Regions from separate parts of the Homo sapiens genome. Here regions 1, 2, 4, 5, 6 and 7 are each linked to region 3. Evidence: chromatin loops called from intact Hi-C (ENCODE). Cell type or tissue: endothelial cell of umbilical vein. All regions are shown on one strand.

What was found. Peaks named below come from ENCODE experiments on the same cell type or tissue, not always from the same donor. Only the 100,000 strongest peaks of a DNase experiment are listed, where the experiment ranks them.
Region 1: it touches region 3 in a loop (6-fold over the local background); 8 of 110 quality-filtered maps call a loop at or near these places.
Region 2: a loop joins it to region 3, with 4 times the contacts of the local background. A loop is called at or near these places in 15 of 110 quality-filtered maps.
Region 4: it touches region 3 in a loop (8-fold over the local background); 38 of 110 quality-filtered maps call a loop at or near these places.
Region 5: it touches region 3 in a loop (13-fold over the local background); 32 of 110 quality-filtered maps call a loop at or near these places.
Region 6: it touches region 3 in a loop (7-fold over the local background); 36 of 110 quality-filtered maps call a loop at or near these places.
Region 7: a loop joins it to region 3, with 14 times the contacts of the local background. A loop is called at or near these places in 25 of 110 quality-filtered maps.

Annotation. Positions count from the first base shown.
Region 1 is chr4:89,835,526-89,839,525 of GRCh38, forward strand. SNCA (synuclein alpha) reads right to left here and starts at 1,636. Exons shown (of 6, transcript NM_000345.4): 1 at 1,437-1,636; 2 at 22-167. The coding sequence starts at 142. It overlaps SNCA-AS1 (SNCA antisense RNA 1), which reads left to right and starts at 876. Exons shown (of 4, transcript NR_045481.1): 1 at 876-1,209; 2 at 2,736-2,881. In endothelial cell of umbilical vein, no CTCF peak of the experiment used is centred here; DNase peaks (open chromatin) are centred at 1,696, 2,266 and 2,766; H3K4me3 peaks cover 2,854 bases; H3K27ac peaks cover 2,024 bases.
Region 2 is chr4:90,291,229-90,295,228 of GRCh38, forward strand. All of the region lies in intron 1 of CCSER1 (coiled-coil serine rich protein 1), which reads left to right. Among named protein-coding and RNA genes, the nearest start is that of CCSER1, 170 kb to the left of the region's middle. In endothelial cell of umbilical vein, a CTCF peak has its summit at 2,302; no DNase peak of the experiment used is centred here.
Region 3 is chr4:89,900,489-89,904,488 of GRCh38, forward strand. All of the region lies in intron 1 of MMRN1 (multimerin 1), which reads left to right. Among named protein-coding and RNA genes, the nearest start is that of MMRN1, 7.6 kb to the left of the region's middle. In endothelial cell of umbilical vein, a CTCF peak has its summit at 1,524 (motif pointing left); a DNase peak (open chromatin) is centred at 1,523; H3K4me3 peaks cover 1,722 bases; H3K27ac peaks cover 1,456 bases.
Region 4 is chr4:89,655,751-89,659,750 of GRCh38, forward strand. No RefSeq gene overlaps it. Among named protein-coding and RNA genes, the nearest start is that of SNCA-AS1, 180 kb to the right of the region's middle. In endothelial cell of umbilical vein, a CTCF peak has its summit at 2,371 (motif pointing right); a DNase peak (open chromatin) is centred at 2,381.
Region 5 is chr4:89,596,505-89,600,504 of GRCh38, forward strand. All of the region lies in intron 2 of LOC105377329 (a long non-coding RNA gene), which reads left to right. Among named protein-coding and RNA genes, the nearest start is that of SNCA-AS1, 240 kb to the right of the region's middle. In endothelial cell of umbilical vein, no CTCF peak of the experiment used is centred here; a DNase peak (open chromatin) is centred at 2,267.
Region 6 is chr4:89,480,845-89,484,844 of GRCh38, forward strand. The region is part of intron 1 of LOC105377328 (a long non-coding RNA gene); the gene reads right to left. Among named protein-coding and RNA genes, the nearest start is that of GPRIN3, 180 kb to the left of the region's middle. In endothelial cell of umbilical vein, a CTCF peak has its summit at 1,612 (motif pointing right); DNase peaks (open chromatin) are centred at 1,617 and 2,307; H3K27ac peaks cover 782 bases.
Region 7 is chr4:89,436,414-89,440,413 of GRCh38, forward strand. No RefSeq gene overlaps it. Among named protein-coding and RNA genes, the nearest start is that of GPRIN3, 130 kb to the left of the region's middle. In endothelial cell of umbilical vein, a CTCF peak has its summit at 1,978 (motif pointing right); no DNase peak of the experiment used is centred here; H3K27me3 peaks cover 66 bases.

The DNA of each region.
Region 1 (4,000 bases), 65 kb before region 3:
TGACATTTGGGGTTTACCTACCTACATAGAGAACACCCTCTTTTGTCTTTCCTGCTGCTTCTGCCACACCCTGTTTGGTTTTCTCAGCAGCAGCCACAACTCCCTCCTTGGCCTTTGAAAGTCCTTTCATGAATACATCCATGGCTAATGAATTCCTTTACACCACACTGGAAAACATAAAATACACTTTGAATGAGAACTTTCGGGGAAAAATAAACAAAAAACACTGAAAAATCATGAGAAACCCTCCAAAGTGTGAGACTCTTTTAAGTGTACACTCATTTAACCATTGGACAAAGCAGACATTTTTAGCTCTGGCATTAAAAATTTAGCATCTCCCATCCATCTTGGCTAGTAAAAGTCTAGCCACCTAACCACGGATTAGGATGAATCCTCTGAGTTGTTATTACTGCATTTCAGAAGTGGAGTTGCATGAAAAGATTAACCCCTTTTTTAAATTCCCGGGGTCTAAAGGGTAACAGTATGAGTTAGAAGCATGGAAGCTGGAGGCTTAGGGTCAGGGGTATCCTTAACATGAATCCCAGAAGAAGGCTAACAGGTTGATGGTGGAAAGGCGTAGGCAACAGAACTAACTGCTCACTCGGGGTGTGGTTCAAACTCAGGCAAACAGCAGGCCCAAGTGTGATGGTTCTAATCCATCCAACATCCACCCCCGCCCTCAGCTATCTACCCTGAGCAGGCGCCGCTCACACTCGCGGGCCGTCTCCAACCCCGCGCCAGCCACCCGAGGGGGCGTTCTCAGCCTCCACCCTAGCGGACCCCGCGCCAGCACTTGTTAACCCGTTACCACCTGTTGACTTGGCCTCCTTGCACTTCCATTTCATTATTTGCCAAACGCAGCTTGCTTACTTTACAGAGAAAAACCAAGAGAGCGGGCAGACAGATTTTATGTGAGAGAAAAGTTGGATGCTCACGCTCCATGGAGCATCCTCGCGTTTCCCGGGGAAAAGCGGATCCCGGAGAAGCAGCCTAATCTCTCAGCCCTTGTGGAGAAGGGAATATCAGAAGCAGGACGAAAGCCAGGTCAAGTCTCTTTCCTTAGGCTCCCCAAAGGGACAAGTACTCACCTCCCAGAGACCTGGCCCAGCGGGTCCTCATGGCAGCACCACCCCCTCCCGGTGCCCACGACCATTCGTCTCCCATCCGGCGTTCTCCAGGATTTCCAAAGACGCCCGTTTAGATCCACAGGTACTTACCTGAGTCCCTCTGCTTCTCCACAACTCCGACTCCTCCCCGCCTCTCTCTTTTTTTAAAAAAAAAATTTAAACAATTCCCAAATAATATTTAATAGGAAAGAAGAAGGAAAAGGAGCGCACAGGAAGGGCGGAGGCGGCACCCGGGGGGGACTGTCCCCAGAGGAGGCCGCTGTGAGCCGGCGACGCGAGGCTGGGGGAGTGGGAGGCAAACCCGCTAACCTGTCGTCGAATGGCCACTCCCAGTTCTCCGCTCACGAGGGTGGAAAGGCAGAAGGCTTGAAGGCAAGGCGTGAGGGAGCGCCCAGGACGCTCTCGGAGGGGCCGGGCCGGGGTCTGCGCTGCAGCCCGCACGCACCTCACTTCCGCGTCGCGGCGCTCGGTCGCTCGCCCCCTCTCTTGGGCCCCTTCTGGTCGTCGCCGTCCTCCTCCTCCTAGTCCTCCTCCTTCTCCTTCTCCTCGGCTCTCCGCCCCCACCGCTGATTTGTCAGCGCTTCTGCCCGCCCCTCTCCCGGCGCTCGCTGCTTTCCCTGCAGCGTGCTCCTCGTCCCTATCTCGGATGGGGATGGGGCAGGGGGCGCGGGGTGAGCCATCAACTCCAGCCGCCTGCCTGGCCGCGCAAGGCGGGAAAGTGGGGGCGCTTTTGCGCCTCACGTTAAGTTTAGGGTCACGAGCACTCTTGTGGAGATCGGGAGCGGTTGGGCTAGGGATGATGCCTCTTCCTCTTTCCCCTTCCCCTCCCTTCTTGTCCCCGCCTTTCCTCTGGGTCCTCCCGGGGACCACCCCCTACCCCTCGTCAGAGTCGCCCTGGGAGAGCCGAGGGCCTGAGGGTCGACCACCAAGGGCAGAGCCTATCCCTTGGGGAGCTGCTGGAGGAGACAGGCAGCGCCGGGAGGTGGCTCACACCGCACCGCCGAGAGCGCTTTGCCCTCGCATCGCTGAAATTTAATCACGGTCACAGGTTACAACGTTAGGGGTCGCTTTAGTTCAAATATCTTCAAGGTTTTCGTTTGCTCTTAATCTAGGAAGAGCCGGAAAGGGTCCTGAGGGTGAAAGGGAGACTACTAAGGAAGAGTCACAGGTTGAGGAGGCAGGAGAAGGCTCAGCAAATCCTCTTTCCACGCCACTATCACCATTTTCCTTTCCACCAATCAGCGCCTGCCAGACGCTGATTTTCCCATCAGTGGAACAAGGAATAAATATTCCCCAGCCGTCTAAAACAAGCGGTCCTAAGGCTTTTCGCTCTAGAAATGGGACTTACTTTGCAGACCTCCCTTTATCTGGGAGACAAATCCAGCGTGATTTAGCCTACCGGACCATCATATCCAATTTCTTCTTCAGCCCCTTCTGAAAGGGAGATGCTACACACCACTCACCTTTCTGACTTCTGATTCTCGTTGCCCTCAGAATTGACACCCCCTTTTCTCTCCCCCCACCCACCACACGCACATGCACACAGACATACACACGCGAACTTCAAGACAATTTTTGCATCGCTTAACACATTTTCACCTCTTTCAGAGCTGGAAGACAGCTGTTCCTGGATCACACCAGAATGGAGAAGCAAGCTCCTCCCACTAGCAGAAAGCCTTTGCTTTCTGTGCCTGGATTCGGAAGATTAGTTAAGCACTGGAAGAGGAGGGGGGAAACAACAACTCGTTTTTGCTGTATGTTTTTTTTTTAATTGTTTTTATATTTATAGAAAGTTATGCTTTGTCTGATTCTTGCGCTAATTTGGGTTCTGAAATTTGAGTAAAATCAAATTTAAACATACAAAACAACTTTAAAACCACAAGGAACAGGAAGCAAATGATTATACATAAAAGACATATAGAAGATAATGCATATGTGTTCAGTGGAAAATAGAAAAGCATGAAAGTAAGATCACAAATATTTATTATTTAAACTCTTCCTTGAACTATTGGTCTGCCCTTTGGAAAAGCAGACTTTCCTTAATGCAGTAGCTCATATTAATATTTTTTGTTTGCTTAGGACCAGAGCAAGAAGGTTGGACTTGGGAGCTAGTTTGCTGTCTGGCTTTGAGACCTTGAACAAGTTTTGTTCTCCTTCTGTTTCCAGTTTTCTTTTTTGTAAATTAGGAGATTAACTCATGTGATCACTCTATTTTCAACTTTTTGTTATGGGAAATATTCAAACATATGCAAAAGTAGACAGAATAAAGGACTCTCATGTGAAGATCATCCAACTTTTACATTTTTTCAATGCATGGCTGATCATGTCTCATCCATAAGTCCACTCACTTTATCACTACCAATCCTCCCTCTTTTTTTTTTTTTTTTACCAAATTCAAGCTTTATATATATCTTTTCAGCTGTAAACATTCAGTATGCATCCACAAAATTTAAGGACTGTTTAAAAATAACCACAATATCATTAGATGATTCTTTAAAATTGCAGTGTAATTTACACCTAGGGAAATGCTCAGATGTTGTGTCCCTTTAAATCAGTTTTGAAAAAGCCATGCATTAGTGTAACCCACACTATTTTGAAGACACAGGACATTTTCATCATTCCAGACAGTTACCTTGTACCTTCATGTGCATATTCTAGAATGTCATAAAGATCTAATCACGTAGTATAAACTTTGTTTTATATTTGTCTGACTTCTTTTACTCAGTATAATATTTGTGAGGTTCGTTCATGTCGTTGCATGAATGGGTGTTTTGTTTTTTATTGCTTTTTGTTGTTTCTTTTTACTACTGTTAATAGTATAAGTTTTCCATTGTGCCTCTTTACAACTAGTATCTCAATAGAGTATTACAACA
Region 2 (4,000 bases), 390 kb after region 3:
TAAATGTTAGTGCAGCTACTATTTGCATGTTTCTGAGTGAAGTACTTAACTAGTTTAGGTTTCCATTTATTATCCTCAAAAAACAAGTTCATTTTCCAAATATAAAATTCAATACAATAGTTGGTCGCCAAGGCAGAACTACCTAAATGTTCCAAGATGCAAAATCCCCACTTAGTGGCCACTCAAGTCGGTCACATCACCCTTGCTACTGGGCACAGCTGAAAAGGCCCTTGTGCCATAAACACAAGTCCTTTTCTCATGAATGCTTTCTTACCTATTATTCTGTCAAATTAGCAATATATTAGTATAAACCCAATATAGTTTAGTCATTCCTGATAGTGATATTTGATGCAGTCCCATAGTCTCAAAGAAGACAATTTACTGAATTTATTAACAAAGTTTAAAGGGTTTTCTTAAGAAAGGAAAGAAATGAGCTAAATTTGTTGTATCTCCTTTATTATAATCTTCATTATGTAACTCCTTTTAAAAAAACTTTTAAAGTCAAAGAACAATATAGGCAATATGCTTTAATATATTTAGTAAAGTCTACTTTGAAATAAAATTTATGAATTTAGGTGAATTTGTTAATTATTGGTATAATATTTAACATTGCCACCAATTTAAAACTTATTTCTCCATAACTTGAAACAATTTCAATCTGACACTCTATTAGAATGTTATATTATGTAAATATGTTAATTATCAGACATACTTCCTTGGTTCTAAAACCTATATCCCTGTTCTAACTCATGAATTACAAACCAAAACATTAAGTAATAGCAGAAATGTAAGAAAATAGGTATATGATTTGGTTAAGCCCATTGATTACATTAGCAATTAAAGTAAAAGAGGAAGGCAAACTTGTCATCACATTTCTAATTTTATCATATACCAGACATACTTTGACTGTCTTTACTATCATTTTGCTCTTTTTTTCCTCTCTTTTTCTGTAACACACTACATTTATGTGTTAGTGGTAATGGCTTATAACACATTATTTTTCCCTTCATATCTATGGAATATTGATTCTAGTTTGTTGTTAACTTTGAACTAGAAAAAATGATATTCAGATATATATGAGTATATATGTGTGTATGTATATTTGTATGTGTACTAAATTTCACAGACTGCATGCATATGTTTTAATAAATCAGAGGGGCTCACATAATTCATCTAATCAGTTGTCTAATCTTAATAATAGAGAAACAGAACCCAAGAGAAATTATATCCACAAATATATTGTGAAAGTGTTATTAATGAATGTGATCATTATATGTTGAGTTCAAAGACAGCTCTTTTAAAAAAGCCAAACCCAAGATTCTGTTTTTCACATGATTGTAACAGAATTAGTACACAATGCCAATACATGACTGAATGGAAATCAGCATATTCCTTAACATGCTGCAGTCAGCATTATATAGGAGACACCTATAACAGCACTTACTTAAAAAAAAAGCTGCAATTGTTTGTGGATATACTCATATTTTTTTTTTCCTTTCACCAGACCAATGCTGACTTTCAGTTCTATTGATCTAACATTTGTGTTTGAACTAGAACATGCACTGAAAATGTTGGATTCCATATTACTGCCTATACTGATTTTTATTGTCAGGTATCTGTATTACTGACTCTACACACACAGACACAGAAATAATTATAAATGTCCAATGTAGCCACCTTTTAATTTACTATCCTAACATGTATTCCGATTAGTACTTTAAAATTCTTTTTCTCAGACTTTGGTATTCATCCTATGTTGATATAAGATAGTTTTTTCATTTTCTTCTTTACGTTCGTATCTGTTACTATTAGCTGCTGTATGGAGTATGTTTAATACAATAAAAAATAAAGTGATACCTAAAATTTATAATCAGAATAAAATGTTACCATCTTTATACATCTTTTACACTAATATGTTTTCTACAAAGCAGTACAGTTTTATTTTAGACATATGTTCATGATGTTTCAAAAACAACAAGAAACTATCAGAAAAATGAAAAATAAATTTGAATTGATATATATATGAGTGTGAATCCCTTTAAAAATATAGATCCTATACATATTTATAAGAGAAAAACTTTAGAAACTCTGATTTTTATTATTCTGTTGTTTCAAGCTTTCAAGTTGAATCGAGTTTTTCTTTGATCTAAAAGGCAATTTATTTTTATCAGATACTAATTGTTTTAAAAAGATTTAATTTGTTAATATACTTTAAGGATTTTGTGATATTTTTAATAATTAAATGCCCAATAAGAGTTAGAATAAAAAATTAACTTTACCGTCAAAAAGGAAGATCTCCTGCACCCTCTGCTGCTATGTAAATGAAACTGCAGGTTATTTATTATAAACTTATTTTTATTTTATAAAATAAAAAAAGAAAATAAAAAATTTAAGAAGATTTTTTAAAGATCTTTTCAAAGATTTTTTAAATTTAAGAAAATAAAAAATTTAAAGAAAATAAAAAATTTAAGGCAAATCCAGTCATTTTAATATACAGTAAACAAACGAACCATTATAGATGTCTCAAAAGAACATGCATCTCAGATATATAGTTTACTTAAAAATAAGTAAAATATAAACTGACAAACTAGCTTTGAAAGGAAGAGGTATAATGGCATCAATTTGTTATTAATGAGAAAAAGTCATAATGCTACATACTTCTAAATCATCATATTACTTAAATTTATTAACCAACATACAAAAATCTATTGTGGTTTATTGTTTGTAATATGGAAATATTAAACATTAAAAAGATTGTGAAAAACCTGGAGTGAATTATTTGTGTCTTATGGCTCACTGCCATTTTAGATGAATTATTGTGTTGTTAAAATAAATTGACTTTTTTTCTAAGAGGCAGGAAATAGCTTGCAATAGTGAAACCAGATAGAATCCGAGCTGTTACAAAAGTTGATCCCAATTTATAAACAGATACCACTTGGATTGAAAATCTATATAAAGTATAAATTTTACTATTAAAATGTAGTTTAATAAAAAATAGTCTTGCCGGGCGCAGTGGCTCATGCCTGTAATCCCAGCTCTTAGGGAGGCAGAGGCAGGAGGATAGCTTGAGCCTAGGATTTGAGACCTGCCTGGGCAATATAGCGAGACCCCGTTCTCCATAAAAAGGAAAAAAAATACAAAGTCTTTATATTATTTTAAGGATTCTTAGCACTTCCATATGTTTTATTTATTTAAATATTTTATATTAAACTATAAAAATTGAAGCAGTTATTAAAACACTAGGAATTGATGTTTGTATTTTGTCGAACTTGGTGAAATTATTTTTAGAAAAGGCATTTTCTGATATGTCCAATCTCCTATTCCTTCCCAGTGGAAACCACTGTTAATAATTTTTGTGTATCTTCCAAGTTGCTTTTAAGACATTTACATGCGTATTTCTATATCCTTCCATATTTTGTAGTTTTTAAATAGGCTATATATCTCATACTCCCTTATTTTGATTTTTAAAGTCTTAAATATAAAAGTAATTCATGAATTCATTCTGATTGTTGAAGCATCGTATTACATATAACACCATGTCCCCGTTGACGACAACCTCAATTCAAAGGCCCTCTTTAAGGGTAATCACTGTTAATGCTTTGAAGTACATCCTTCAAGATTTTTTTCAGGAAGAAAAAAAATCATACACACATATGATTCTGCAGAGTATTTAATATTATACATACTATTTGATAATAAATTTTGAATTGACATAAAATGTATTCCGAATAGTATATCACTTACCAATTTGATTTTATTAACACAATGCCTTGGAAATTTTTCCTTTGTTTGTTCATATCTTTGACCTTATATGTTTAGCTCTTATATATTATGCTGTGGAATAAATAGACCATTTTTAGAATTTTAAAAATTCTCATATTAATGAACATTTATATTATTTTATATTTTCACTACAATAAGCCTGAGTATCCCTGTACATGCTTCTTTGAGCAGATCTGTGAGTATTATTCTAGGGTAAATGCTGAGAAGTAGAATTATT
Region 3 (4,000 bases):
ACTATGCTCTCACTTGCCATTCCTTATTTTGTCACCTTTATTTTTTTCTTTGTAGGAATTATTTGAAATTATTCTACTTATATAGACAATGGTGTATTTTATGTCTTTCCGCAATACATCCCATGAAAACAGGGACCTTGCCTGTCTTATTACTACTCTATTTGCTGCCTAGAACAGTGCCAGGTGCATAGAAAGAGCTCAATAAAACTCTGTAAAATCATGGATTATTAGATGGGTTTGGCATCCAGAGGGGAGATCAAGGCTAGAGATATAAATTTGGCAAAGCATTGGTATATAGAAATGTATTAAGTCATGAATGTGGATGATACTGAAAGAAAGAAGGACCTTGAATTATGAACGGAGAATCTCTAATATTTGATGAACTGATAGTGGTGGATGCCAACAATACAGTCTTAAATGGGGTGACCAGAGAAGTTAGGAAGGAATCTATAAAAGTGTGGTGTCATAGAGCAAAGGAAGAAAATATTTTAAGAAGGAGGTAAGTGATCAACAGTGTGAAATGCTGCTGAAAAAGACAAAATGAGGACTGAAAAATAGCCACTATTTCAGTTTAGTGAGCACCATGCTCTGGCCTGAGAGAATTGAGGTATGAAGGAAGGCAAAAGAGAGCCATTAAAGCCAACTCAATTAAGGAGGGCTTTTATGAAAAAAAAAAAAAAAAAAGGAGAAAGTGGTCAGAAGCCAAGGCTAGTCCAGTTATTTATGTTTTGTGTTTGTTTCTTATAATATTTCATTTTAAATACAGAGGGCTCATACATATGTTAACATGTTAATGAGAAGGGTCAGAGGAAGGTAAAATTTGAATATGCAGAAAAAGAGGGATTTTTTTTCTGAGTTTAATGACAAATTAGAAAATTAGAAATTATTATTTCTGAGTTTAATGACAAATTAGAAAATTATTCTGAGTTTAATGACAAATTAGAAAATTACAAAAATTAACCATTAAATTCTGCTGTCATACTTTTTTTCTGCTCATTTTGTGTGAATTATGAATAGGTTTTAGAAGTGAATTATCTGATCAGCTAAATTCTTGTGTTGTTTTCAAAGTTATTATTAGGCCTAATAACATCCAAAATGGGTTATTCTTACATGCTGTTAAATTCTAAAGAGAAACCATTATACTAAAGGGTATTTTCTTATATCTTTGTGAAATAGATGTCTCTATTACATTACTGCCAGTGAAATAAACACTACATAAAGTATATTCTCTATCAACTTTTACCCATTAATCACATTCTTTATTTCATTACTTTGCTGTTTCTACTCTGTTACTATAAATATATATTGCATTTCATATGCTAGAATTTAATGAGTGCTTATATATTCCTAATAATTAAGTGGGAACTTTTTGTATTCGCACAACTTCTGCTTTTCTGAATATAAAACTATAATTTTAAATTTATTATTTGGGGGTAAATGCTAAGAGAGTCAGTTTACAGGAACTGGATTAAGCATAGAATTCTGCATCACGGCATCCGTTAGCCTGCCTTTGTGGTCTGCACGCTGGGAAAGCCTGACACCTACTGGAATAGAAACAGTTTACAACGCCCGGAATATGCTCAAGTCACAGTTTTGCAAGGAAGGGGGAAACAAAAAATAAAATTAGGTAAAAAAGAGTATGTTCAATTCCCACAGGAAGGGGAATATCACACTCTGGGGACTGTGGTGGGGTAGGGGGAGGGGGGAGGGATAGCATTGGGAGATATATCTAATGCTAGATGACAAGTTAGTGGGTGCAGCGCACCAGCATGGCACATGTATACATATGTAACTAACCTGCACAATGTGCACATGTACCCTAAAACTTAAAGTATAATAAAAAAAATAAATAAATAAGTTATAGAAGAGAAAAAAAACAAATTTATGGAAAAGGTTATATTAAAGGTTGACTTTAAGAATCATTACTTATAAAATATATATGTTATACATATTTAATTCGATGTACCACTTTAAAAATATACTACTTTTCACTTTAAAATTGGAAAATAGGTTGGATCCAAACAGCAAACTCTATGTACATCCTGTGATGGCCATACATTCGGCTCGTTCTCATAAAACTTTACACTGACAATATTGTGTATAGACAGTAATTTGTGGCTGTGAGGCACTCTACAGTCATCTATCATTGAAAACTCAATTACATTCACCACACTGTTCCCACTACAGAAAGCAAATAAAATTATGCCTGACAAAAATATTTTAATTGCAAAAGTTGGTACATAAAAAAGGGTTTCTTCTTAAAGTCTAAATTAACCATAAATCAAAGTATCTAAAATTCCCCATAATCTGAGCTTTGCATAATTGCTTTTCAAAAAATTATTTTAAATATCAATTTATTTATATGATTCTTTTACAAAACTGATATTTTTATCTCAGTTTGAATACTATATAAAATTTTGTAAAAGGATTAAGCATAGAAAGATACACTACAATAAAAGAACCACAAACATAAATTATTTTGTTGTTAGGAAATAAAACAATGATTTTCTTAAGGAAATAAATATTGAGATGAACTTGTCTTTTGGACTTTTAGCCAAAGCTAAATATCAAATGTCTAATGCTTTATTTAAATATAATTTACATATCAAGAATCTTTTCACTAAGTGTAAATTATTGCTTCCCATTTTTATTATCTTTTTTCATGTATATATTTCCCTTGAATTATTTTCTCATTTATGACTAGTGAACTACATGCAAATTATAGTCTTTCAAATTAATAATTTGATTAAAAACTTCTCTTTTTAGCTTGATTGGAAAAAATAAAGATTTCAATAAATAGATTCTATAACACTTTGGAAGTATTTATGTTCATGACTTCTTAAGACTGTAGAGACATTCTGAAAGTTTTTTTTTTTTTCCTGAGAGGCAAGCTTCATCTGAATTGAACATAAATGATGATGATGGTCTTCTGTATTGGCTTTATGGAAATTATTGACTTGAAACATACAAGCAATTATGGTTAAGATGAATTTATCAGGTCATTAAAGAAGCAAAACAGGAGCTGTGTTTCTTTGTATCTGAGGCAAAAAAATATTGAGGCCATATTATATATATCCTCTTCAAAAAAAATCCCGCTTAACTCTGAATCATTTAATTATTATAAGCAGTGATAGCAGCAAATATTTTACTTTTCTTAAAACATTTAGTCTCACGACAATCGTGTGAGGTAGATAATATTATTGTAGATGCTTCGTAGATGAGGTAGTCACTTTTGCCAGACAAAGTCATGGCTATAAATTGTGGAGTCAAGATCTAAAAGCAGGTAGCCTGGCTCCAGCGACGAACTATGTTATGGGAAATTTTTCAGGGAAATTTTTCTTTATTTTCTTTTGCTTATGCAGATGTGCCCACTGCCCCCACCCCTCACCCTTGCCTAATTCAGGATTAGAAAAAAAAAAAAAAAACTCTAGGCACAGAAATACACTCTCTTCTTTATTCACACCTATGTGTGCAGTTAAAAGGAGAATAAAAATCTTGTCCAGCAGGCAGAACTTCATCATCAGAAATGACCTTCTAATTCTGATCTACGAGGTGAAAAAAGCATGTATTGATGACAACTCTGATGTTGCCAGAAATGCCTCATTCCCCTCCTCCTCTCTTCTTTTCCCCTTTCCTGTTATTTTGTCCTATTTTTTCATCCTTTGCTCTATTTCTTACTTTTTCTTCTTCAACTCTCTCTGATTTTGACAAGAGATATGCAAAATTATTATTTTTCACTTTGTGTGGCATTTTTTTCAGTATGTATGTATTTATTTATTTTTATTGTGGTAAAATATACATTAAAAAATTTACCATTCTATCCGTCTTTAAATGTACAGTTCTGTGGCTTTAAGTAGGTTCACATTGTTTTGCAGTCATCACTGCCATCTATTTCTGGAACGTTTTCATCTTCCCAAACTGAAGCTCTGTACCCATTAAATAATAACTTCCCATTGCACCCTCCCTACCATCCCTAGCAATCACCATTCTATTTTCTGTC
Region 4 (4,000 bases), 240 kb before region 3:
AGGATTTTCTCCTTGGCTCATAAGCAGTCACCTTCTCTCTGTGTCTTCACAGGACCTTTCCTTTGTGCACATGAAGAGAGAGAACGCTGGTGTCTCCTCTACTTATAAGGACGTCAGTCCTATTGCATGCCACCCTTATGACCTCATTTAACCTTAATTACCTCCTTCAAGACCATATCTCCAAATGCATTAACATTGGGGGTTATGAATATGAACTTTAGGGGCACACAATTCAGTTTATAACAGGGATAGACAGCAGAAAGGGGGGTCATAGGTGACAATTTAGTTACTGCAAAATTAAGGAAACTAGTTAGACATGAATATAGTTTCTCTAATGCACAATTATTTACCAACCTCCTGTTCTCACAAAGGACTATTATTTAAAGGCTTGTCACATATTGTTTTGTTTCATTGTATCATTTGCAAATAATAGGCCCTTTAAATTTTCATTTTTAATTTAACTTGAGAAAATTAATTAACTTAAGAGAAATTAGAATGTCAGTAAGGAATTTCTCATTGGCTTCCCATAGCTGACACCAACATTTGCAAAATGACCTTTTTCTCCCGCATTTTAAAATGATAATTTCCATTGGTGTTTATTACCTTTATCTCCAAAAGCTGTGGTGCTATTACACACTGCCAGTCAAAAGCTCTCATTGCCGTATGGAAAATGTTTGATTTTAATGAAAAACCTGGATAATCGTTATTGGATGACTTAGCTTGACTAGTGACAGTAGCAGCTTCATATCACTTGAGATAGTGTTTTTCTGGACCAACTTTGATTTTAAGTTGTCTGTGAGGGCTCTTTAACCTGGGTGGCAAATATTGTGCATGAATCATAGGTGTGCAGCTCAGCCCCCATGGACTCCACTGCTATACTCTATGCTGTTGACTGCTAAGTCTCAGTTTCTACTACTTGGGAGATTTTCTTCCTTGGAAGAGAAAATTGAGTCTTGACTGTTCTACACCCATTTTCTATCCCCTCATGCATTTAATAAAATTTGTATCCAGCGTTTGATGAAGATGTAGTTATTATAGTAGTTCAATTATTTCTCCTCCTACATATTAGTGTTTACTGCATATTTTACTCAACTTTAACAGCAAACTGAACTTTATCACCATCTTAATTAGCCCGAAATTATGAAATGATTTTCTTCTTCAAATATTGATTTGTGTCTGTAATGTAGACTGAGTGATCAGAATGATCAATGTTCAACTCAAGCAGCTGATATTTTTAATATTCTGTTTTCCCATAGAATTATTACACACAACCCTGATGATTATGAGCTGAGGGAAAAGGTTTTTAAAATTTTTTTAAATTAATCCATTATTGTGATGCCTTAAATTAAATTATTTTGAAAATAAAATTAAGTTTTGCCTTATTAGAAACTGAGATTTAAAACATTTATGTTAAAAGCAATATTGAGTCTTTGAGATTCTCTAATCTGAAATTTATTTGATTAATTGCTAATCAGTTTTAGATGGATCTAAAACTCTGCAGCTGATTATGTCTGGAGATTGTAATGAGGAATTGTAATATGGTTGCCTAGAAACTGTATTATTGACAAACTGAAATATTAAGGTCTCCATAATTTTAAGATTCAGTGAACAATGAAAGTGCCTGTGGGGGCTGCAGACCCCAGGAAGATAATTATCAGGGGGTTGAATCTGAGACTGTCAGCCAAACTCAGATCCAATTGAGATATAATAAACCTGTCTTGTAAATATTTACTGACATGATTTTTATAGGAAAGTTACCATTATATTCTAAAGCTTTAATACACTAACATATAAATTAAACTTTTATTTGGGATATGCCATTTTCGTCTAACTTAGCTGTTTTCTTTATGTTAGTATTGAAATCAATTCATAGCCTCAGCCATGCAGCCTGATGCTTCCTTCTTGTTACTGAGCCCTATACTGACAAATATACCAAGCAACTAACAGCCCCACCATTCTCCTAGGAGGAACAAGTCATTAATGATGGTGGCAGTAAAGATTCTATGTCCTGCTACCTTATTTTGTTAGAAGCTAAAGTATTTCTTCTTATGTTGCAATAATATAAAAGACTATTTGGTGCCTTTAATTTATTACATTTCAATACAAAATTTTTCTACTAAAAAAAATACTTTAAAAAAAAGTTGGAGAAAGCTAATGAGCTTCAAGTCCTGGAGTTCTCAGTCACTGATAAAGATAATACCATTATTGAATTGAAACAGCTGTGTGATTTAGATCAGGGGTCAGCTTTTAGCTCTTCACTCAGCTCTCATATGAGGGTGAAAAGAAGAGAATGGAATTAGGCGTGATGTGAGTTCCCACCAACACAAATTTTGCTTGATTCTGTCCTTTTAACGACAATTGAACCAGTAGATGGCACTATGTATTTCAGTGAAAACAGTAGACTTTCAGTGCCATAGAAATAAGCAATTAATTGCTGAATGTGAAAATGAGTGAAATGCTTCACATCTGATTGTGAGTTTCCCCCAGTTGATTTGTATTCAAATACCTTAAAGGAACATACAGTCAACACAGATTTCCTTATTTAAGAATGAAGAAGCATACTTGCTTCTGGGACTTTGTGTATGTTTTTAAAATAATGATGTACAGAAAGACAATACATTTAAAAATGTTAATTTGAGTGTTCTGTTCTTAGCATTGCAAATCTAAAGTACATGTATATACATGTATTTGTGTACAATATAGTTTTAAATATAATTAAGTCACTTTTATATAAATAGAAAATTGTTTTCCAAATGCATCAGCCAAGACAACCATTTTTGGAAACAAGACAAAGATCTTTGCAGACCAGAAATGGAACTGAAACAGTGCTAAATGAGACAGAACATTCAGCTTGCCAGGATGTGGGGCCAGAAGTGAGCCTTTGCCACCAAAAAATGTTGATCCTATGGGATGATGGAAACTAAATCCATCTCCGGTGGGATAGGGGACAGAGCCCTCTTCACTGTTTAACACCAAAGTCTTTCATTTAGGGGGAAGAAAACTCTGGAAAGGTCCCTGCTGCACTGGCTGGAGGAGGAGGAAGTAGGCGGAAGCTTCTCAGTTACCACCTGAGTGAAACTGCCTACTAGTTCAATGACTAGTCTGAGATATTGTTAACATCAGTCACTGAGGCACGGGAACTCAAAATCACCAGTTCTGCACTGGTTCCTAGGCAGAAGTAACTGTAAAACTTCTGCTGGAGACTGGAGGGATGAAATTGAAATGGAAACTTCCAGTCAATATTAGCCTGCAAACCAATATTCCTGACCATATGAGGAAAATTTAAGAAAGACAGCTAACACTAAACAATTAATAAAACATTCTATTTTAGCTTTAAAAGAGAGGAACAGAATTCAAAATTTTAATAATTATTTTCCGGATTTGATTAAGTATATAAGTCTTAATTTTGGCAATTCATTTTGAGGGCTAAGAAGGAAAAATAAAAATAAGTCTACCAGACACATCCTACTGAAACTTCAGAATATCAAAAATAAAGAAAAAAAAAAGACACCCTTAAATCTATCAGAGGAGAAAGATTTCCACAAAACAACCGTAATTAAACTAACGGTAGTCTTCTCAGGTATAACCAAGTGTGCCCCCAAACAATGATAATTTACCTTTAAAGTGCTGAGGGATGCCAGTTGTCCACCCAGGATTCTATTACACTGTATAGAGTATGCATAATTATGCTGTAAATAAGTAATTATATTTTAAGCAGGAGGGAAAGGAAAATATATTTTCAGATACACGGAAACTAAAAGAGTTTACTAACCATGCTTTTCCAGAAAGAATGACCAAAAGATGTATTATAGCAAGAAGATGAAACCTAGAGAAAAATAATAGGAAGCATGAAAAAATAGTGAATATAAAAACTGGTAAAATATGTTGGCAAATTTAATTAACTACTGATGACAAAATAAAAGATTTAGAGCTACAAAAGGTGAAACTGAAATACATGTCAATAAAAACAGATTCGTTTGGGCAGAATGGGGATTGGGGT
Region 5 (4,000 bases), 300 kb before region 3:
TGTTTAATATTTCCTAAATTCTTAGAACCACTCTATAAAGTAGATATTGATACTCTCATTTTTCTGATGAGGAAAGTTTAACTCAGAGCAGTTTAATAAATTGTTTATATTCAGGCAGCAAGTAAATAGTAGTGCTATGACTCAATCATAGGATCAGATCATTGGTTACAGATGTGGCACTCTACTGCATCATTTTTGCCTTTTAATCCAGTGCCATTAATCCATTTAGTGTTCATATTTACCTTGGGAGACTATAAAAATAATTTGAGTCTCTTGCCATATGTCCTTGATTCTTGAGTTAGACCTGTTGGTCAAGAGTTCTAGGGAATAGAAGTATCTACGGAAGTATAAAAATTCATCCTGGGTTGCGGAGTGTATACTTTGACTGAAGCTGCAGAAAAAGCTGAGGGAATTGCAAGGAAGTGATGCTTGGTGATTGTCCACATTTGCTTTCTTAAATTGTAAAGATGGAATATGGTAGTGAAAAGAGCTGTGTAAGCTACAAATGGCAACTGGGGCTTTTTGCAATGATACAGTTAGGCATAGGAAGGCAGAGGGGGAGGGTGAATGTTAAGATTAACTTGTGGCAGAAATGGGAGTAGAAAATTTATGTTCTGCCTCCTTTAAAAAGAATTTTAAAGAGAAAACAATTCTGCATCTATATTATTGTTCACTGGAATTTGAGTGCCAGAAATTATGGGTTGGGTCATCAGCCAAGGATGAGATGATTTGAGGGCTGGTGTTTCTGCAATCTATCCAGTGGATCACAAGCTACCATAACATTTAGAGGCTTTAAACAAAACGTTTACTTATTTAAAAGTTTCTGTGGGTCAAGAATTCTGCTGCAATTTAATGGGTAGTTCTAGTTCAGGTTCTCCAATGAGGCTGCAGTTGAAATGCTGGCTGGAGCTGCAGTCATATCAAGGCTTGACTAAGGATGGAGGATCTCCAACATGGCTCACTTACATGGTTGTTGGCTGGAGGCCTCAATTTCTTGCTATATGAGCCTTGCCATAGAGCTACATGAGTATTCTCATGACAGGGTAGTTGGTTTCCCCAGCATAGAGATCTAAGAATGATGTCCAGGAAGAGGCTGCAGTGCCTTTTATTACCTGGTTTGAGAAATCAGGCACTGTCACTCCTACTTCATTTGATGCTTTAGAAGCCTGGTCCATACACAAGGGGAGGGGAATTAGGCTTTACTTTTTGAAGGGAAGATGGAAAAGGAATTTGTAGACATATTTTCAACCACTGCAGATAGGTTAGACATCATGAGTGTATGCCATTTAATTCTTACAATTAGAAGGGGCTTCAGATAGCACCATATCCCAAACCCTCATTTGACCTAAACTAAAATTGAGACTGGTGGTATTTCAATGATATCACCAAAACACATTACTTGCTAGTGGCAGAGATATGGCAAGATTCCTAATTTGTCTGGGTAGTGCTCTTTCTTTTTCCAACCAAATATATAAACTTTAAAAAATATATTTTATCTATTCTTTCTATGCATTTGGAATAAAGTGATAGTTGACTAAACTAGTTTTAAGAAGACCTAGGAAAAACTTAATTATAAGTCTCTATGGTTAGATAGCCAGGCTAATGCAGCCAGAATGAGGAGCAACAATACAACATCTCTTCTTCCTAGTTCTATGAAGTGAACAGGCATCCAACAAGGCTGATGGCACAGAAGATGGTCCTAAGACAGACAAGCAAACAAAACTTGCCTTCTCTGTGGAAGCACTTCCTGACTTCGCTTCCCCAACAAGTAAGCCTTACTTCTGTTACAGGACTTTGAACACTTCATATCACCAACTTTTTTACATGTCTGCTTCCTCTACCTTACAGGACCTGGCTATGTCTTATTCATTCTTCTATTCCCAGTATCCTAGTTCATCATATGCACAGTGATAACGTATAACAATGAGAAGATTATTTTATGGAATTACTGAGTGCATCTGTTATTTTAAAAATTGACATAAATCTCACACTTTTTAGTGTGAGGCAAGTTTTTGTTTGTTTGTTATAGGACCATCTATTGTGTAATGAGATATTCTACAACTTTCAGCCAGACTATACATTTTTAAAAGATTTGGGACAAGTTCACATATAGAAATCAAATAATATTTTGTTTATTGACTTTTCTCTCTGTGGCATCTCTTGCTCTGTTGAATGGCGACCACCTGACAATCTATTCTAAGTCCTCTTGTGTACCTGGGAGGAACAAACCTTGTACTGCAGAAGAATATGTCACTACTTTTCACTCCACTAGGTGTCCTCTGTCAGTTATTCTTATCTATTTCCAGTAAGTTTTGCTTGGTTTCCATCCTCTTTATTTCTGATAGATATCACAAGCACATACATTTTAATAATTACATGTAATCACCCTTAAAAAAGTTGGTAAAGGCACAATTTATTTTGAATTAACTGAAAAGGTATAGGCAGGGCATGAGAGATGTTCAAACTTGAAAAGAAGTTTTTGGAATTATTAAAACTTTTTTTTTAATGGCATAGTTTCCCCAGAATAGTATATAATTGCTTTTGCTTTCTCCCCTTTATACCCAGTCTCTTTCCTTCCCATATTTATATATTTCTTTCTCTATAGATATAAAAGAGAAAAAAATGGCTGTTTAAACTGCACTGTATCTATTTCATGTTCTTGGCTTTGAAAACTGTCTTTCATGCTATGTGCTTTTCCAGAAATAGAAATAATTGGATACTGCTGTAAGTTAAAATGAAAAGTACATCTAAGTATTTCATAAGAGCAAAGGATGATTAATGTAGTAAGAAGTGGTTTTTCATGGGCAAGTAATGTGCAGTAAGTACTGCAAAACTTTTCAACAACAAAATACAAAACACAGTACTTTTCAACAACAGAACAACAAAAATGTGAAAAAGTTTTCACATTTGACTAATGGCAATTTTAGTTTACCGTCAAGAGATAAAATCCCCTCTTTTTAAAAGGAATCTCACTTATACACATTTACCATACCCTTACAACCTCATGGGCTATCTTTGACATAAACTATATTATGACTTCCTCTCTTTATTAATATTTCAGCCCTAGGGGCTAATATGAAAAATTTATTTTTATTCAATCTAGAACTTCCTTAACTTTTTTGTTTCTTCATACTTTACATATTTAGAATATTATTTGCTAGGATCTGATCTTCCCACCTGAGAAACTTCTGTGCCAAGTTTTCCTCTTTGCTTCTAGTGCACCAGTCTGCTAATATTTGAAATGTGTTACTTTACATTACAAAAAGAGAAAAGTAAAGCATAACATTGTATTTGTTATTATATCTAAATACTAATAATTTCAGGGGTCATTTCTACATTTGGATTATATTGATATAAGGGCATTAAAATTATAGATATACTGGGATTAAAGATTCAGTGCAGAATAGCACCAAAGATATATTTCACATATACCATTGGTCAAATACACCTACCGTTTAGTTAATAGGTAAAGAATATTAAAGGATTGCTAGTTAGAATGTATAATACTCAGATGACTGTAGAAAAACAAAAGACTTGGACATTTTAAGGAAATTACTATCTAGTTAAGGTGATCTTCCAGGCGTGGTGGCTCACACCTGTAATCCCAGCACTTTGGGAGGCCGAGGCAGGTGGATCACCTGCAGTCAAGAGTTCAAGACCAGTTTGGCCAACATGGTGAAACCCCATCTCTACTAAAAATACAAAAATTAGCTGGGCATGGTGGCAGGTGTCTGTAGTCCCAGCAACTCAGGAGGCTGAGGCACAAGAATTGCTTGAACCTGGGAGGCAGATGTTGCAGTGAGCCGGTATTATGCCACTGCACTCCAGCTTGGGTGACAGAGTGGGACTCCATCTCAAAAAAAAAAAAAAAAAAGGGGATGTATTAAAATAAATGAAGAAGAAAATCTCCCATTAATCAATAAATCAAGAAGATCAAATGTAATACAATATGATCCCGTATCTAGGTCCAACATCACAAAAATACTTCTTGGATGGTGTA
Region 6 (4,000 bases), 420 kb before region 3:
GTCAGAATGGCATTATTAAAAAGTCAAGAAACAACAGATGCTGGCAAGGCTGCAGAGAGAAAGGAATGCTTTTACACTGTTGGTGGGAGTGTAAATTAGTTCAACCATTGTGGAAGACAGTGTGGTGATTCCTCAAGGACCTAGAACCAGAAATACCATTTGACCAGGCAATCCCATTACTGGGTATATACCCAAAGGTATATAAATAATTCTATTATAAATATACATGCACATGTATGTTCATTGCAGCACTACTCACAATAGCAAAGACATGGAATCAACCTAAATGCCCATCGATGATAGACTGGATAAAGAAAACGTGGTACATGTAAATCGTGGAATACTATGCAGCCATAAAAAGGAATGAGATCATTTCCTTTGCAGACAAATGGATGAAGCTGGAAGCCACCATCCTCAGCAAACTGATGCAGGAACAGAAAACCAAACATCACATATTCTCACTCATAAGTAGGAGCTGAACAATGAGAACACATGGACACAGAGAGAACAACACACACTGAGCTTGTCAGTGGGGCAGGGGGAAAGAGAGCATCAGGACAAATAACTAATGCATGTGGGGCTTAATACCTAGATGATGGGTAGATAAGTGCAGCAAATCTCCATGGCACACATTTACCTATGTAACAAACATGCACGTTCTGCACATGTATCCCAGAACCTAAAATAAAATAAAAATAAAAAACAAAATATGGTATATATACATCATGGAATACTATACAGCCATAAAAAGCAATGAGGTCATGTCCTTTGAAGGGACATGGATGGAGCTGGAAGCCATTATCCTTAGCAAACTAACACAAAAACAGAAAACCAAACGCTGCATTTTTCACTTATAATTGGGAGCTGAATGATGAGAATACATGGACATGTGGGAGTAAACAACACACACTGGGGCCTGTTGTAGTGGGGAGACAGGAAGGAGAGCATTAGGAAGAATAGCTAATGGATGCTGGACTTAATACCTAGGTGATGGGTTGATAGGTGCAGCAGACCACCATGGGCACACGTTTACCTATGTAACAAACATGCACATCCTGCACATGTACCCTGAAACTTAAAAGTTGAAAAAAAAAAATAAGGCAAGAATGGAGAGACAAGGGAATATAAAATAGGCAAGAAAAATAGAAAGCACTGAATAAGATGATAAATTTAAATGAAAATATATCATCCCTTACGTTAAATCAAATGATTTCAGAAAGGCATTTAAATTTAAAAATGTAAAAATAATAAAATTATATTTTAAAAATATACTTTTCAAGAAAATTCCAGTGACATGGTATTAGAGAAAGATATCACTAAAAAATTTTATTTTAGAACATGGATATGTACCAAGAATATTTATTCTGCTTATATTATCTTTTAAGGTTCAGAAAATGAAATGAATACAAAGAAGTTTTAAATATTTTGTTTCAGTTGTACAGATCTGTATTTTTCTTTTTAGAAAAAAATTAACTTTTTTTTGAGGAGCACTATGTAAAAAAATTTTTTTTTTTTTTTACATCAGGACTCTCAAAGCTGTCCTGATTGGTCAACAAATGACATGGCCACTCTTTTAAATCATCTCACTTAGATGCAGCCAGCTCTGTCAGTAGATGGCAGTCCTGACAATGTGATCTAAGGGAGAGTGAAGCAGGTGGGAACACCAGTTCAAAGCAAGTGGACCAAGCTGAAATTATGGAGAGAACTGTGATTTATTCATGGTCATTTTACCTACTTACTGTAGACTTGTGCAGAGCCCAAATTAAGCTGGTTGATTCATGCAAACATTTTAATAATTAGTTCTAGAAATGTGAAAAATCTTTATAATTCCTTTTATTAGTTGAAATTGTCCTATTTTCCTTGAGACCACGAACTAAAAAGAACATATGGTGACTTAATTTTACAATAAGCTGAGATTAGTAGAAGAATAGTGATAGATGATTTTAAAAATTTATAAACTCATAGACTGAAACCTCAAGATTGTGTTTGTTTGACCTAGTGTTTAAAACCCAAAACTTGATATAGTGGAAAAATGGTTAGTTATTGCTAGAATTAGGATGAAAATTAAATTCTAGGCAGAATCTCAAGTAGCATGTATATTTATGATTTGCAGTTGAATTATCAACTGAATTTAATTAGCTGTGAATATTTTGGGGCCTATATATTAGGCATTTCAAAACTGTTGTTTCTGTATTTTGTTGACAGGTCACAGAAAGGATTATTTCACACTTTAAGAGAAAGTGACTCAGGGTTGTTGGAAGGTGGGTAAGAGTGACTAAGTCTGGGTGAAGTTTCCTCCTGCCTCTTTGCCTTTTCCTATGCTATTATTTTCCCACCTTCCATAGTCCGGGGAGATGACCGATGGATTCCCAGGATACTCCTTTACTTACTACAAGTGATCAAGGAAATTCAAGGACTGAATATGATAAAATATATTTGGGGAGGAAATGTAAAGTATTTTAAAATTGACAGTAAGTATAAGAAGTAATTTCTGAGGGCAAAATGGTGGTTGTCTAACAGGGGTGCCTGGTCCCCGGGCCATGGACTGGTACCAGTTTGCGGACTGTTACGAACTGGGCGGCACAGCAGGAGGCAAGAGGCAGGTGAGTGAGCATTCCCACCTGAGCTCCCCCTCTTGTCAGATCAGCCTTGGCATTCGATTCTCATAGAAGAGTGAACCCTATTATGAACTGCGCAGGCAAGGGATCTAGGTGGTGCATTCCTTATGAGAACCTAATGTCTGATAATCTGAGATGGAACAGTTTCATCCCCAAACCAACCCTGCTGGCCTGTGGAAAAATTGTCTCCCATGAAACCAGTCCCTGGTGCCAAAAAGGTTGGGGACCACTGGTCTGTAATTTGTAATATTGAGAGAAATTGGGGAAAACAAAGATTTTTCAGAATCCAAAGTGTAAACTGATCTAGTGTAAAAGATTTATAGCAAATAACAGACCCAAAAGCCTTAGTTTAAGGCCAGTAAGAAATCAAAATCATAAGAAGAATGAGGCTAGGGTAAACCCAACCCAGGAAAATAGCTCTGAGTAGACGCTAAAAGGAATTTGACTTGAGAGGCAGATATGGAAACACTTCTCTACCATGATCTAAGGATCTGAAATGAGCAACTCAATTTTCCTGGTGAAAATATTCAAACTCCATCGTTTGCAATTCAGTTCCCTTTATGAGATGGCCCAACCTCTGTTTGTTTCCTAGTCACTTCTTTCATAGCCAGTGTGTATCCAATGAGTAGACCTATGGGCCACTCTTGTCTGTGCTTTCCTGCTGCCATGGTGACATGAGTTTTGAATTTCTCTTTACCTAGATTACCTACACCTCCACTTTGAAAATAAACACACTGCTCATATTTGACCAAATGGATCAGTTTGTCCATAAAATTTCCTCTGATTCCCTCAGCTGGAAGTACTCTTTCTTTCTAAATCCTAAATTCATGCTAAGTACCTCATCTGGTCGCTTAACGCATTCTGTTTTGGTTTCAACTGTTGATGCATTCTTTTACTACGCTGTAAACCCTTAAGAGATAACATATATTTTATTGTTCATAGGCAAGCCAACCTTGCTGATAAATATTCACAGAATAATTAAGATTACCATATATAATTATTATCACATAATTGTTAAATTAAATATGTAATTACTAAATCACATAATTATAAAGATAATCATGTATGTATATATGTATTTATTGACATGGGTTAATCCTTTCAAGCAGGTTATTGGGTCTCAGGGTCATTTAAATAAAAGGATATTGAGGACTGAAAAGGAAGTCACAATAGGAAGGGAATTGCTTAATAGTTCAACCTGTTCATGTAACATTGCACGAGACTCTAGTTTTGTTTATTTCAACCATATATGTTTTTTCTCCTACCATGAACTTTGAAATGGCTGTCTGTCTACTAGATTACAATGCATAAGAAGAATAAGATTAGAAGAATAAGCATTTTTGTTTGTTTGTTTGAACTTGAATTTTAGGTTCAGAGATACA
Region 7 (4,000 bases), 460 kb before region 3:
GTTTCAGTATGCAGCCATATTCACGCCTAGATGCAGGACTGCTATGGTTCCCTCCTCCATAGTGCTGTTTATTCTGCACCACAGAGTTCCCTGGGCCTGTGAGAAAAACCCCACACTTCACTGGGGTGCTTGCTTTTGGTCCTTTCCTCTTTTCCTTCCTTTCATCCTCCTTTTTCTTTCCTTTTGTTTTCGTCTCTGCCCCTTAACAATTAAGTGTTATTCTCAAAATAGGAGAAGATGGCAAGTTCAGATTTGTAACTGCTAGATATGATATTTTTGTATCTTTTTCTTTAGTGAACTCTCATTTATTTAACAAATATTTATTTGCTCACAAATATTAAAGCATAATTGCTTTTATTGAGAGAATCTGTCTAATAAATAGTAATTCAAAAAAGAAAAGAAAGGAAAACCCAGATGTAGTTTCTGCCTTCAATAAATTTACAATCTAGTGGAAAAGACCAAAAGTAAACAAATAATCTCCCCAAATATATATATATATATATATATATATATATTGAGATGGAGTCTCACTCTGTTGCCCAGGCTGGAGTGCAATGGTGTGATCTCGGCTCACTGCAACCTCCACCTCCCGGGTTCAAGTGATTCTCCTGCCTCAGCCTCCTGAGTAGCTGGGACTACAGGTGTGTAGTCCGGCTAATTTTTTGTATTTTTAGTAGAGACGGGATTTCACCATGTTAGCCAGGATGGTCTCGATCTCCTGACCTCATAATCTGCCTGCCTCGGCCTCCCAAAGTGCTGGGATTACAGGCATGAGCCACCGCGCCCGGCCCCAGGTAATTTTTATTATGATTTTGGATGCATGCTATGACAGGACAGCACAAGGGTGTGAGTGATGGTGGGGATATCAGAAAACACCCCTGAGGTGTGACATTTATCCTCAGACCTAAAACAATGGTTCTCAACTGGGCTATTTTGACAATATCTGGAAACATTTTTGTTATCACAACTGGGAGGAAGGATTTACATTTCCTGATCATGTAGTGTGACTTCCTTTTTTTTTTTTTTTTTTTGAGACAGAGTCTTGCTCTGTCGCCCAGGCTGGAATGCAGTGGCCTGATCTCCGCTCACTGCAACCTCCACCTCCCAGGTTCAAGCAATTCTCCTGCCTCAGCCTCCCAAGTACCTGGGATTACAGGTGCCTGCCACCATGCCTGGCTAATTTTCATATTTTTAGTAGAGACCGGGTTTCACCATGTTGGCCAGGCTGGTCTTGAACTCCTGACCTCAAGTGATCCGTCCGCCTTGGCCTCCCAAAGTGCTGGAATTACAGGCGTGAGCCACTGCACCCAGTCGCATAGTGTGACTTTGATTTGTGTCTCCATAACAGGAATATTTTCAAAATAAATCATCTATTTTATTCCCCATAAGTTATATTAATTTTTGTATATTAATTATTAATTGTTATAAGTTATATAAATTATACTGTCCTGGGTCTCTGTATCCATTGAGTAGGCTTCGATTGTTTCAGGGTGAGAATAGACAGAACCTAACATAGAGAAGTCACTGCTCAGCTTTGAATGTCAAATTAGACATTTTTTGAGCACTCAGAAAAACAATTGCCTTGGATATCGTAACTTTTAGAGAAAGGAAAGTTTTCTTGGAGTATAATAATTTCCTTTCATATAATCAAGACACCTATATATGATTCATATCATAGTGTTTTACTATAAGACATTTGTAAATTGAAAGACAGTTATGAGGCCCCATCAGACAGGAAGGAGTAGAAAGTCCTTCTGATGCTGAGGCTTAAAAACCACGGAAAGGAAGAGGGAAGCAAAGCAATCTACTCTGGGTGTCCTTGCTTTGTCCTTGGCAGTGCTGGGGAAGCGGTGGTGCTGGGCAGGGCCTCTGAAGCACTGAAATCATGTTGGGGAAATCCAAGGCAATTGGAGACTTCTGGTTTTCCCAGCGGGTGGCCTGAGAACCATGAAGATTTCTTAGAGTAACCACAAGGTGGCAGAGAATCGCAAATGACTTCGAGAGGCTTTTGAGTGCCGGGGTAAAAATGGCCGCAGGAGATGCTCTAGTTCACAGGCTTGAAGTAGTGTTGAGACAAGAAACGAAGTAACCTTGGGACGGAGATCTGACTGATAGACCACACAAACTGGAGTCACGGGCAGACCTCAGAGCGTCATTACTGAGAGCTGGGGAGGGCTGAGGCAGCCAGCGGGCATCAGGTCTTCACCTCAGCATAGAGCTGAATGTGAGGCACACTTCTGGATGCCTCAGGAGCCAGTGCAGAGGAACAGAGGTCCTCCGAGTTCTGGATACACACTTTCTACTCTACACCACTTACACCACCTGGGACCTTAAATCACTCTGGCAAAAGGGAAGGAAACCTTGAGAGGAGGGTGGCGAAGGGCATCACATCTGAAACCCATGACAGTAACTCAAAAGACATGAATTATCCAGAAAGAGGCTATTTAAACTAGAAAAGACTGAATTACTTATTGACAAGCCTGTTTTGTTTTTTTCCCCTCCTGTCAATGGTATTGGGGGCTTGAAAGCAAGACAAAGTCAGAGAAAATAAAGAAAAATACACTGTGTGTGTGTGTGTGTGTGTGCATTTGGGTCGTTTCAGAAGTAGTAAGTAAATTTACACACCACTATATTGGAAAGCCGACATAGAATTCCTAAGGAAGTAGGGACACTACCAAGCTACATCATCCTATCATAAGACACAGGGTAGTCTACTAAAACTGTACTTCATATTCTAATATTTGCCTGAGGTACAACACATAATATCAAGAATACTGGAGGGAAAGCTGATTTGTTCTTTCGGGAAAGGCTTATTTCTTATGTTTATTCTGGGCACTGTAGGTCAAAACAGGATGATCCAGACATGACTTTTAATTCAAAAAGATTTTAGAAAAAAGGCATGTGCATTATTCATCAATGTAACATAATGAAAAGATAGGCTGTATTGTACACTCATTAGGAATGCAGACCCCGGGAACAAATTGCTTGAGTTTGATCCCAGCTCTCCCATTTAAGACTCTGACATGTTACTTAACCGCTCCATATAAAGAACAAGTTTAGTTTCCATAGAAAGAACAACTTTAGTTTCCATAAAGACCAAGCTTAGTTTCCACAAGTTTAGTTTCCATATGAAGGCAGTGGCTGCCTTATAGGATTGAGTTAATAAATGCAAAGCACAGAAAACACCTGACATATAATAAGACCTAATAAATATTGATATCATTGTCATTAGCAATAGTAGTAGAAGTAGTAATATTAGTAGTCATAGTGAAAGTAACAGTGGATGAGGTAGTTATAATTACCCAAAGGAAAATGAAGATAAAGGGTTCTGGCGATTACTCATAGGGGAGATTATTTCCAGTTGAAGGATCAGGGAAGATTTTGAGGGAGGTGGCATTTGGTTAGGGCTTTGAACATGTTATTGTTCAGTTCTCCTAATAACACTGGCCTGATTAAGAGAAATGAGAATAGGAGACACGCAGGGAATACAATAACTTGACCAAAGGAGAGACACAGGAAATACTAAGAATGAGTGAAAAACAAAGAAAGTCAGCAGAGAGCAGTTGCCTATTGATATTCTGGCATGGTGGGTGAAGCCGTCAATGCTGCTTCTGTTTTCCCTCTTCCATAGACTGCTAATGTGATAAAGAAAGAGAAATAATGGTTTCCAGCATTCACTGAAAGTGGCTCATTTTCTCCTGAATCAATCTTTGGTAACACAATCAACTCTGTGCTGCAAGGCCTGCTCCAGAGGCCGGTTTGCTATATTTTAGGATTGGCCAACACTCATGGGAATCAGAGGTGAGAGGAGAAAGTGGATTTTAGGTCCACATTCAAGACCTTGACTGAGAGTTTGGAGGATTTTGTCATTGAAGAAAAGGTAATTGGAGTAACAGCTTCCAGCATCTTTGCTCTTTGTTTTTATACCCCTTTCCACATATATCCCATCTCTCAGAAACTCTTCTACTCCCCAAATTTGCTTTTTAATGATGTACTTAGT